Linked DNA regions of Homo sapiens: region 1 is linked to region 2. The links are chromatin loops, found by intact Hi-C in ENCODE. Cell type or tissue: heart left ventricle. All regions are shown on one strand. Each heading gives the region's core, and the rest is flanking DNA. Links, peaks and the distances in the headings are about the cores only.

The links. Peaks named below come from ENCODE experiments on the same cell type or tissue, not always from the same donor. Only the 100,000 strongest peaks of a DNase experiment are listed, where the experiment ranks them.
Region 1: it touches region 2 in a loop (2.5-fold over the local background); 19 of 110 quality-filtered maps call a loop at or near these places.

The regions. Positions count from the first base shown.
Region 1 is chr11:9,361,820-9,367,191 of GRCh38, forward strand. No RefSeq gene overlaps it. Among named protein-coding and RNA genes, the nearest start is that of IPO7, 20 kb to the right of the region's middle. RefSeq lists enhancers at 1,892-3,091, 2,727-3,428 and a silencer at 2,722-2,901. In heart left ventricle, for the core only: no CTCF peak of the experiment used is centred there; a DNase peak (open chromatin) is centred at 2,632; H3K4me3 peaks cover 1,285 bases; H3K27ac peaks cover 3,156 bases.
Region 2 is chr11:9,257,813-9,263,184 of GRCh38, forward strand. All of the region lies in intron 1 of DENND5A (DENN domain containing 5A), which reads right to left. Among named protein-coding and RNA genes, the nearest start is that of DENND5A, 4.9 kb to the right of the region's middle. RefSeq lists a silencer at 3,051-3,110. In heart left ventricle, for the core only: a CTCF peak has its summit at 2,555; no DNase peak of the experiment used is centred there.

The DNA.
Region 1 (5,372 bases), core at 254-5,253, 100 kb after region 2:
CACAGATGAGTCAGGAAGTGTACTGTGATTCATTTCTTGTAAAACTCTATTGAATAGGAAGGCCAATTTTACTTCATCTGCACTAACACTGGGTAATAAAAAATTTTTTTTCTGACATTAAAAACATGTTGCCAGGCATGGTGGCTCACTCACGCCTGTAATCCCAGCACTTTGGGAGGCCGAGGTGGGTGGATCACCTGAGATCAGGAGTTCGAGACCAGCCTGACTAACATGGTGAAACCCCATCTCTACTAAAAATACAAAAATTAGCCAGGCATGGTGGCAGCGCACACCTGTAATCCCAACTACTCGGGAGGCTGAGGCAGGAGAATTGCTTGAACCCGGGAGGCGGAGGTTGCAGTGAGCCAACGTCGGGCCATTGTACTCCAGCCTGGGCAATAAGAGTGAAACTCCATCCCTCCCCCCCGCCCACCAGAAAAAAAAACCATGTTCACCATGGACAAATTTAATTCAGAAAAATAAAAAGAAATTAAAATCTACTGTAATCGCAGACACTATTTGAACTGCAGCTCTCACCACCTCTGTGATCCCTGTCCTCTCTGCCTGTAAGTACCCATATCAATGCTACTTAGGCCATCTGCTCTGTCCCTGAGTTGTCCTTGACCTGGAGGCCCCCTTGGAGCCTCAGCTCTCCCTGCTACTGCCACCTAGAATCTGTCACTGACAACTTGCAGAGCTCCACTGCCCATCTCTCTCTGGCCAGTAGGTAAATGCCTTTCTTACATTCAGCTCTTTAAAAACCGAGAATCCCACAGAGTGTGTGCTGGGTTCTCAATAATTCAATTCTTTCAGCATGCCACACAGAAGAGGACCTGGGCCCCTGGTGATTCGGTTGTTTCCATTTTAGTACACAGCCTTCTCCTTCCCAGGACTGATAAGCATGCCCCAGAGGGTTGAGCTGGGGCAGGTTCAAGTACAGCCTTATAGAATCTTCACAAACACTGTCTTCTCTAGCACTTAGGCCCTGTGGCCAATTCTACTCCTTATAAGGGTATCCTTGGTACAGAATTTTTCCTGTAAGGAATCCATTATTTCTTTCTGCAAGCTGTATTTCATCAGGTGATAATCATTTTTAAATCAAATTTTATTTCCCACAATACTTCTGGATCCAAGATTAAAGGATGGGGCTAGATGTTTCAAGCCTTCTGTAACAGCAACAGAGCAGAGCACAATGATGCCTTCGAAAACCTGCAGCAACAAGGACACTCTGCTATATACAATATCTATCAGAGTGCTGGTAAATGCCTCACAACCATCAAGCCATCTCCCTCCCCCATATATTTATTCCTCTGTGAAGCCTTTCTTCTTCCCCCTCTATTACACTGAGTTGCTCTCTGTCCTGTTCACACTTCGATCAGAGCACTTATTACACAGTATAATGACGACGTGATTATGTATTTATCTCCCCTCACCAGAGCTCTGGAGGGCAGGAATCCGAGTACCACAATACAGGATGCAGAGCAGGCCTAAAATATTTATGGGAAGGATGGGAGCCGGACTATGATGGATCGCTTTAAATACCAGGGAAAGGACTTTCCACTCAAACCAAAATTCAACAGAGTATTAAATTTTCTTGCACAGAGGAATGACTTGCAGAATACAGTGTGCCATAAAAATGCACCCGGTCATTGTGTGAAGTTGGATGGGAATGTGGCAAAACCAGTTAGGAAGTTGCTGAGGTGACTCTGTCCATGGAGAGGAAGAACTACATCTAAAAGGCATTTCAAAGAAAATACAGGCCAGGCACGGTGGCTGTCGCCTGTAATCCCAGCACTTTGGGAGGCCAAGGCAGGCGGATCACGAGGTCAAGAGATCGAGACCATCCTAGCCAATATTGTGAAATCCTGTCTCTACTAAAAATACAAAAATCAGCTGGGCGTGGTGTCGTGCGTCTGTAGTCCCAGCTACTCAGGAGGCTGAGGCAGGAGAATCGCTTGAACCCAGGAGGAACCCAGGAGGGGGAGGTTGCGGTGAGCCGAGATCGCGCCAGCCTCGTGACAGAGGGAGACTCCGTCTCAAAAAAAAAAAAAAAAAAAAAAAGGAAAGAAAGAGAAAATACAAACAAAAGCTGAGATTTGCTGAGTTCCTACCATGTGCTACGCAATGCCAACAACAAGGTGGCATGGAATAATCCTCATGTCTGTTAAGTGGGTGGGGGTAGGAGTGGGGGTAGGAGTAGGGGAGTGTCACACATCTGCAAACGGTAACGTTGAACTTCCAAAGTAGGTCCATCGGGCTCTCAGGACCCGCGGCTGTCCGAGGCCTCAGTTGCCTCAATTAGTCTTAGGCTAACTTCCTCCTTGCGCTGGGGGGTGGGGAATACTTTCCCGTGCGGAGGCCTCAGCTCCTCAATGTACAGAGAAGAGCCTTGCAGGGCCTAAACACTGGAGTTCAGGGATCCTTTATCAAGCTGCCAAACCTTTTCAGGGGCTTGGAAGGACACCTAAGGGCGGAAGCGGGCGCGTTGTGGCCCCCGTGGGGCAGTGGGAAGGCAGCAGGGCCTCGCGGGCGGAGGCCGGAGCGCCGCTGACGCCGGAGCGGAAGCCGCTGAGTCATGGTGGGGGCAGGAATGCAGCGCATTTGGAGAAGGCCCGGGACGCCGGCGGCTCCAGCATTACTGAGCAGTGACTTGGCGTCCGCACCTTCACTGCAGTCGGGAACCACCAGTGACGGCGGTGACCGGAAGAGCTGAGTCACCGCAGGCGACGGCGAGCGACGCCGGCGGGGAGGGGCTGACGCGCCTGGGGCCGCGCGCCTGGGCTCCAGGGCCCCGCGCGTCGCCACGATCCCGACGTTGCAATCCCCGCCAGCTCGGCGGGGGCCGCACGGGGCTGGGTCTCCCGGATCCCGCCCGGGGATTGGAGTCTGAGGCTGAAATTTGAAATCTTGAAGTGGCCCCAAGCCACAAATACTACAGACTGGTTTCAGTGGGAATTAGGACCTTGTGAAAGGAGACAGCAGTGCCCCAAAGACTGGGTAGATTTTGAAGATCAAAGGCACTTGCCTAGGAACAAAAATGATTTGCCTGACTCAGTTCCAAAATGCAGCAAATAATAATTAAAGCGAAACACACACGCACTGTTTTTTTTAAATGCAAGAGCAAAACTTTTAAAATTCCAAAAGAAAATAAATCTTGGTTTCCGAGATGAATTCGTCAAAGGAAAATATCTTGGGGCCCCCATATCACTAAGCTAAAGGGAAAAGTCAAGCTGGGAACTGCGTAGGGAAAACCTGTCTCCCATTCTATTCAAAGTTACCCCTCTGCTCACTAACATAAATGCGTTATCTGATTGCCTCTTTTGGAGGCTGGGTGCGGTGGCTCACACCTGTAATCCCAGCACTTTGGGAAGGAGAGGCGGGCGGATCACTTGAGGTTAGGAGTTCCAGACCAGCCTGGCCAACATAACGAAATCCCGTCTCTACTAAAAATACAAAAATTAGCCGGGCATGCTGGTGGGCGCCTGTAATTCCAGCTACTCGGGAGGCTGAGGCAGGAGAATCGCTTGAACTCGGGAGGCGGAGGTTGCAGTGAGCCGAGCTCAGCCACTACGCTCCAGCCTGAGCAACAGAGCCAGACTCCCTCTCAAAAAATAAGATTAAAAAAAAAAAAGAATCCAGGCTGGGCACGGTGGCTCACGCCTGTAATCCTAACACTTTGGGAGGCCAAGGCGGGTGGATCACCTGAAGTCAGGAGTTCGAGATCAGCCTGGTGAACATGGAGAAACCCCTATCTCTACTAAAAATATATAAATTAGCTGGGCGTGGTGGCGGGCGCCTGTAATCCCAGCTGCTTGGGAGGCTGAGGCAGGAGAATCGCTTGAACCCGGGAGCAGAGGTTGCAGTGAGCCGAAATTGGGCCACTTCTCCCCAGCCTGGGCGAAAGAGGGAAACTCCATATGAAGAAAGAAAGAGAGAGAGAGAGGGAGGGAAGCTCAAAAGAATGCAACCATTTGTCTCCTATCTACCTATGACCTGGAAAGCCCCCATTTCCAGACCAAACCCGTGTTGATCTTATATATGTCGATTGATGTCTCATGTCTCCCTAAAATGTAGAAAACCAAACTGTGCTCTGACCACCTTGGGCACATGTCCTCAAGGAGGTCCTCAGGGCACGTATCCTCAACCTTGGCAAAATAAACTTTTTAAATTAACTGAGACCTATCTCAGATTTTCGGGGTTCACAAGTTCTAACAGGATGGGAGTTTTGCAGAGGGAACTTTCCAAAGGTCCCTGAAACTTGCTTGGTGGTACCAGGACTCAGTAGTTTATCTCTTTCTCTAGTTTCTTCCCACTTCCACACTACTGAAGCCAGAACTCATTTTTGTATAATAGTGCTTAATTAGGCTGGACACAGTGGCTCACGCCTGTAATCCCAGCTACTTGGGAGGCTGAGGCAGGAGAATCGCTTGAACTCGGGAGGCAGAGGTTGCAGTGAGCCGAGATCGCGCCATTACACTCCAGCCTGGGCAACAAGAGCGAAACTTCATCTCAAAAATAATAATAATAATAATGCTTAATCAATTTTGTTCAGGTTTCTTTTTTAGACAAAAAACAAGTATATTATAGAATTTTCTCGGGATGGTGGGGGGAACACACTCAATTACAGTCGCTAAACCAGAAACCACAATTACTTTTGCTTCTTTTCCTACATTTTGTTCACAAGAAGAAGTTTTTGTTTTTGTTTTGTTTTGTTTTGAGATAGTGTCTCACTCTGTCGCCCAGGCTGAAGTGCAGTGGTGCGGTGTGGGCTCACTGCAAGCTCTGCCTCCTGGGTTCAAGTGATGCTCTCACCTCAGCCTCCCAAATAGCTGGGATTACAGGTGCCTGCCACCACACCCAATTAATTTTTGTATTTTTAGTAGAGATGGGGTTTTGCCATGTTGGCCAGGCTGGTCTCGAACCCCTGACCTCAAGTGATCCGCCCACTTCAGCCTACCAAAGTGCTGAGATTACAGGCGTGAGCCACTGTGCCTGGCCTCAATGTGTAAGTCTTTTTTAATCAGATCAGTGATTAAATGGAGAAAACAAAACAAAAGAAAACAAAATAATGGATAATGGTGGAAATGAATGTAATGTCACAGATTTTTTTTGTTTTTTATTTTTTGTTTTGAGATGGAGTCTAGCTGTGTTGCCCAGGCTGGAGTGCAGTGGCACGATCTTGGCTCACTACAACCTCCGCCTGCCAGGTTCAAGCGATTCCCCTGCCTCAGCCTCCCGAGTAGCTGGGATTACAGGCGTCTGCCACCACGCCCAGCTAATTTTTGTATTTTTAGTAGAGACGGGGTTTCACTGTGTTGGTCAGGCCGGTCTCGAACTCCTGACCTTGTAATCCGCCCACCTCTGCCTCCCAA
Region 2 (5,372 bases), core at 188-5,187:
GACAAGGTCTCACTTTGTTGCCCAGGCCAGAGTGCAGTGACGCCATCTTGGCTCACTGCAGCCTCCGCCTCCCAGATTCAAGCGATTCTCTCGCCTCAGCCTCCCGAGTAGCTGGGATTATAGGTGTGTGCCACCAGGCCCGGCTAATTTTTGTATCTTTAGTAGAGACAGGGTTTCACCATGTTGGCCAGGCTGGTCTCAAACTCCTGACCTCAAGTGATCCACCCACCTCAACCTCCCAAAGTGCTGGGATTACAAGCATGAGCCACCGTACCCGGTCTACACACAGTACACACAGTATTCTTTCTTTTTCCTTTTTAAATTATACTTTAAGTTCTGGGGTACATGTGCAGAACATACAGTTTTGTTACATAGGTATACACATGGCATGGCATGGTGGTTTGCTGCACCTGTCAACCAGTCACCTACATTAGGTATTTCTCCTAATGTTATCCCTCCCCTAGTCCCCCACCCCCCCAACAGGCCCCAGTGTGTGATGTTCCCCTCCCTACATCCATGTGTTCTCATTGTTCAACTCCCACTTATGAGTGAGAACATGTGGTGTTCCGTTTTCTGTTCTTGTGATAGTTTGCTGAGAATGACGGTTTCCAGCTTCATCCATGTCCCTGCAAAGGACATGAACTCATCCTTTTTTATGGCTGCATAGTATTCCATGATGTGTATGTGCCATCTTCTTTATCCAGTCTCTTACTGATGGACATTTGAGTTGGTTCCAAGTCTTGCTATTGCACACACAGTATTCTTTCTTACCATGAAACAGAAACCTGGACTAGAAAAAAACTACCATAACGTCTGTTCCTGCCCTGCCAGACAAATTTTTTGCTTGTTCCCCCCGCATCCACCACTCATCAAAGGTCTGCAAAGCATGCAAAATATCACTCAAGTAGCAGAAAAGAATGAAATGTGGCAAGGGAGACAAATATTCTCCCACTTTCTCAGGGCCTCAGTTTCCTCATCTGTAAAATCAGAAGGTTATATAATTGCAAAGGGTGCTTTCATGTTAACATTCGATAATTTTGAAGTTCGAATTTCACTGCTCAATACAGTCAAGGAGGAGTATGATTTGACTAGTCCTCTAGCTTTCCTAGACAGTCACCTTTTTCTCTTTCTTAATTATTTTTATTTTTTATAAAAACAGGGTATTAGGCTGGGCGCAGTGGCTCACACCTGTAATCCCAGGACTTTGGGAGGCCGAGGCGGGCAGATCAACTGAGGTCAGGAGTTCAAGACCAGCCTGACCAACATGGTGAAACCCCATCTCTACTAAAAATACAAAATTAGCCGGGCATGGTGGCACATGCCTGTAATCCCAGCTACTTGAGAGGCTGAGGCAGGAGAATCGCTTGAGCCCAGGAGGCAGAGGTTGCAGTGAGCTGAGGTCGTGCCATTGCACTCCAGCCTGGGCAACAACAGCAAAACTCCATCTCAAAAAAATAAACAACAGGCCAGGCGTGGTGACTCAAGCCTGTAATCTCAGCACTTTGGAAGGCCAACGCAGGCGGATCACAAGGTCAGGAGATCAAGACCATCCTGGCTAACACGGTGACACCCCATCTCTACTAAAAAAAAAAAGTACAAAAAAATTAGCCGGGCGTGGTGGTGGGCGCCTGTAGTCCCAGCTACTCCGGAGGCTGAGGCAGGAGAATGGCGTGAACCCGGGAGGCGGAGTTTGCAGTGAGCCGAGATCGTGCCACTGCACGCCAGCCTGGGCGACAGAGTGAGACTCCCATCTCAAAACAAACAAACAAACAAACAACAAAAAAACAGGGTCTTGCTACAGTGGCCAAGGTGATCTCAAACTCCTGGACCCAAGCATCATCCTGCCTCAGCCTCCCAGACTGCTGGAATTACAGATGTGAGCCACTGTACCAGGACCCTCTCTCTTCTAAAGGTGACATTAAGAGACTATTTCAGGCCAGGCGAAGCGGCTCACACCTGTAATCCCAATACTTTGGGAGGCCAATGCGGGTGGGTCACCTGAGGTAAGGAGTTCAAGACCAGCCTGACCAACATGGCGAAATCCTGTCTCTACTAAAAATACAAGAATTAGCCAGGTGTGCTAGTGCACACCTGTGGTCCCAGCTACTTGGGAGGCTGAGGCTCAGAATCACTTGAACCAGACAGGCAGAGGTTGCAGTGAGCTGAGATCACGCCATTGCACTCCAGCCTGGGCAAAAGAGCAGGACTCCATCTCAAAAAAAAAAAAAAAAAAAAAAAGAGAGAGACTATTTCAGTGTAGTCTCAATTTTCTAGTAAGTTCATACAGCACACTGGCCAGTTTCCCATCTATCCTTATCCCTAGCCACTTCTCTTCAATTCCTGGCAAGAGCTTCTGCACAGAGCCTGGGAAAATTGGAGTACAAGATGAAAGAACCTAGGATACTTATATCTCAATGCTAGGTGCAGATCAGTTCAGAGGAACTTACAGATTCCAAGGTAAGAAATACGTCACAAGTATTTGGGAACCTTAATTCTCAAGCAGAGACAAGGAAAATAAACTCATGAACCCCATTTCACAGTAAAACCTTCTCCTGGGGTCACCTAGTGGTGACCATCAGAAACAAAGAAAAAGAAGATTCACCAGGACATTCGCCCATCAGAGGTAGAAAAAGAAACTGAACTCCACTATCATCTGCCTCCCCACTTACGATGTGCCAAAAATAATGGAAAACATAAATCAGAAGCAATTCTTCCAGATTTGCTTACCTAACTGACAAGTTCAAAAAGCCAACAAGCAGACACCATATCCTCAAGGTGGCTAAATCTGTGCTTTGCTCACATATTACCTTCTTCTCCTTCTAGCCCAAAGAGCTTCCTCAACCAGAAAACAAAATTAATTTTCACACATTCCTCAATTCCTTGCACAAAAAACAACTACATTACTTGCCTAAATGCTGAGTCTGCAAGAAAGGGAAAGAAGTGACAGGAAGAGATTCCTACAAAATCCAATTACCTCAGTCTATATTAAACACAGCAAGCTCTATGCTTATTTGGGTTTTTTTATTTTTTATTTTTAGTTGTATTTGTTTATTTGAGACAGGGTCTCACTCTGTTGCTCAGGCTGGAGTGCAGTGTCACAATCTCAGTTCACTGCAACCTCTGCCTCTGAGACTCAAGTGACCTTCTCACCTCAGCTTCCTGAGCAGCTGGGACCACAGGTGCATGCCACCACACCCAGCTAATTTTTTGTACTTTCTGTAGAGATAAGAGTCTTGCCGTGCTGCCCAGGCTGGTCTCAAACTCCTGGGCTCAAGCAATTCACCCACCTCAGCCTCCCAAAGTACTGGGATTACAGGTGTGAGCTACTGCGCCCAGCCTCCATGTTTATTTGTTGCAGACAGAGAGGAATGAATCTTAACCTTTCTCCACAAAACAAGAAGGAACACCGAGCATCTTTGATTTGCTTATTCTGGGTTCACTTTTTAAGAATGTAGATGCTACCTGAGCTATGTAAGTTAACTGTGTGGAGTGCACCTTCTTAGAGACTCCTTAATACCTTCTTGGAGAACCTGGCTACAAATTACAATTTCCTGTAGTTAGTTACTGAGTATGATATCATCAGTTTGGGAGCTACAAGGCAGGCTGAGGAGAGAAAATGCACCCTGGAGACTCTCAGGAAGAACCTGCTATTTGTACTCTGCTTTGTTTTATTCAAAGATTCCCTCTGGGAGTGGTGGCTCACGCCTGTAATCCTAGCATTTTGGGAGGCCGAGGTGGGCAGATCACTTGAGGTCAAGAATTCAAGACCAGCCTGGCCAACATGGTGAAACCCCATCTCTACTAAAGATACAAAAATTAGCCTGATGTGGTGGCACGCGCGGCTCATAATCCCAGCTACTCGGGAGGCTGAGGCAGAATTGCTTGAACCTGGGAGACGGAGGTTTCAGTGAGCCACTATTGCAGCACTGCATTCCAGCTGGGGCAACAGAGTGAGACTGTGTCTCAAAAAAAAAAAAAAAAAAAGATTCCCTCTGGATAGTTCAGATTCCCCTACCAACCCACCAGAAATGAAATGAAGAGGGAAAAAAAATCCTTCCAACACTGCATACTCTAACAAAGGCCACCTATCGGAAATGTGGTCTCGGCATTCCACTACTGCAACCACATTTTTAAAAAAACAGAAAATACCCCTCTTTACACATTTTATACAACTCATCCCCCTTTCTTTATTATCCCAATAAACTTTCACAAGGATATAATTTTAGCTTGCCAAAAAGCCAGATAATTAACACATATCCATTAAGACAGTAACATTTCTTTTTTAATGAAATGTTGAAAGACAGTTTTTAAACATTTTTGAAGGTCTACTTGATGAGATTATTTTTATTTACATTCTTTTTTTATAGATGAGGACCCTGACAGGGTTATCTCTAACTTGCTCCCAATCACAAAGATAGTCAATAGGAGAGCAGGAATATTACCCTAAACTCATGCTCTCGCTAACAGTTAACTTCCCAGCTTCATTCTTATGCTCTATCATTCGCAAAACATTCTATCTTCTCAAACCAAGTGTTCATACAATTTGACACTCAAAAACACGCATAAAAAAAAGTTTATTCCACCACCTTAGTTTCTTTTACTGAGAAGAATTATGTTGTTTTTAATATTTCTCAACATGTTAGTGTTTTCTAAAGACCTCCAGCCAGGCCAATGAGATGCAGTTTAATGTCATGAGAAGAGCACTGGACCAAGCAATTAACTAGTGTATACAGGCCCCACTGTCCTTCCTGGGCCTCATTTTCCCCTCTGAGGTCCCTTCCAACACCAATACCCTGAACCGAATTCCAAAAATTACATCAAAGTCACAAACTTACTACATATGAAAAAGATGAAAAACATCTGTACTATAAGAATTTGAAGACCTTAAAAGATAAACTTGAACAATTATTAGGTACTCATCAAAATAATTTTTTTTTTTTGGACGGAGTCTCGCTCTGTCGCCCAGGCTAGAGTGCTGGAGTGCAGTGGCGCGATCTGGGCTCACTGCGAGCTCCGCCTCCCGGGTTCACGCCATTCTCCTGCCTCAGCCTCCTGAGTAGCTGGGACTACAGGCGCCCGCCACCACGCCCGGCTAATTTTTTGTATTTTTAGTAGAGACGGGGTTTCACCCTGTAAGCCCGGATGGTCTCGATCTCCTGACTTCGTGATCCGCCCGCCTCAGCCTCCCAAAGTGCTGGGATTACAGGCGTGAGCCACCGCGCCCGGCCTAAAACTAAAATTTTTTTAAAGTAAATTAGAAACCATAAAACTACCCCGACAAAAAGCCTAATATTAATTATATTACTGCTTCATATTTTCTCCACCTGCTATTGAGGAAATAGCTCATTTTTTTCTAACCTTGTTAAAGCATG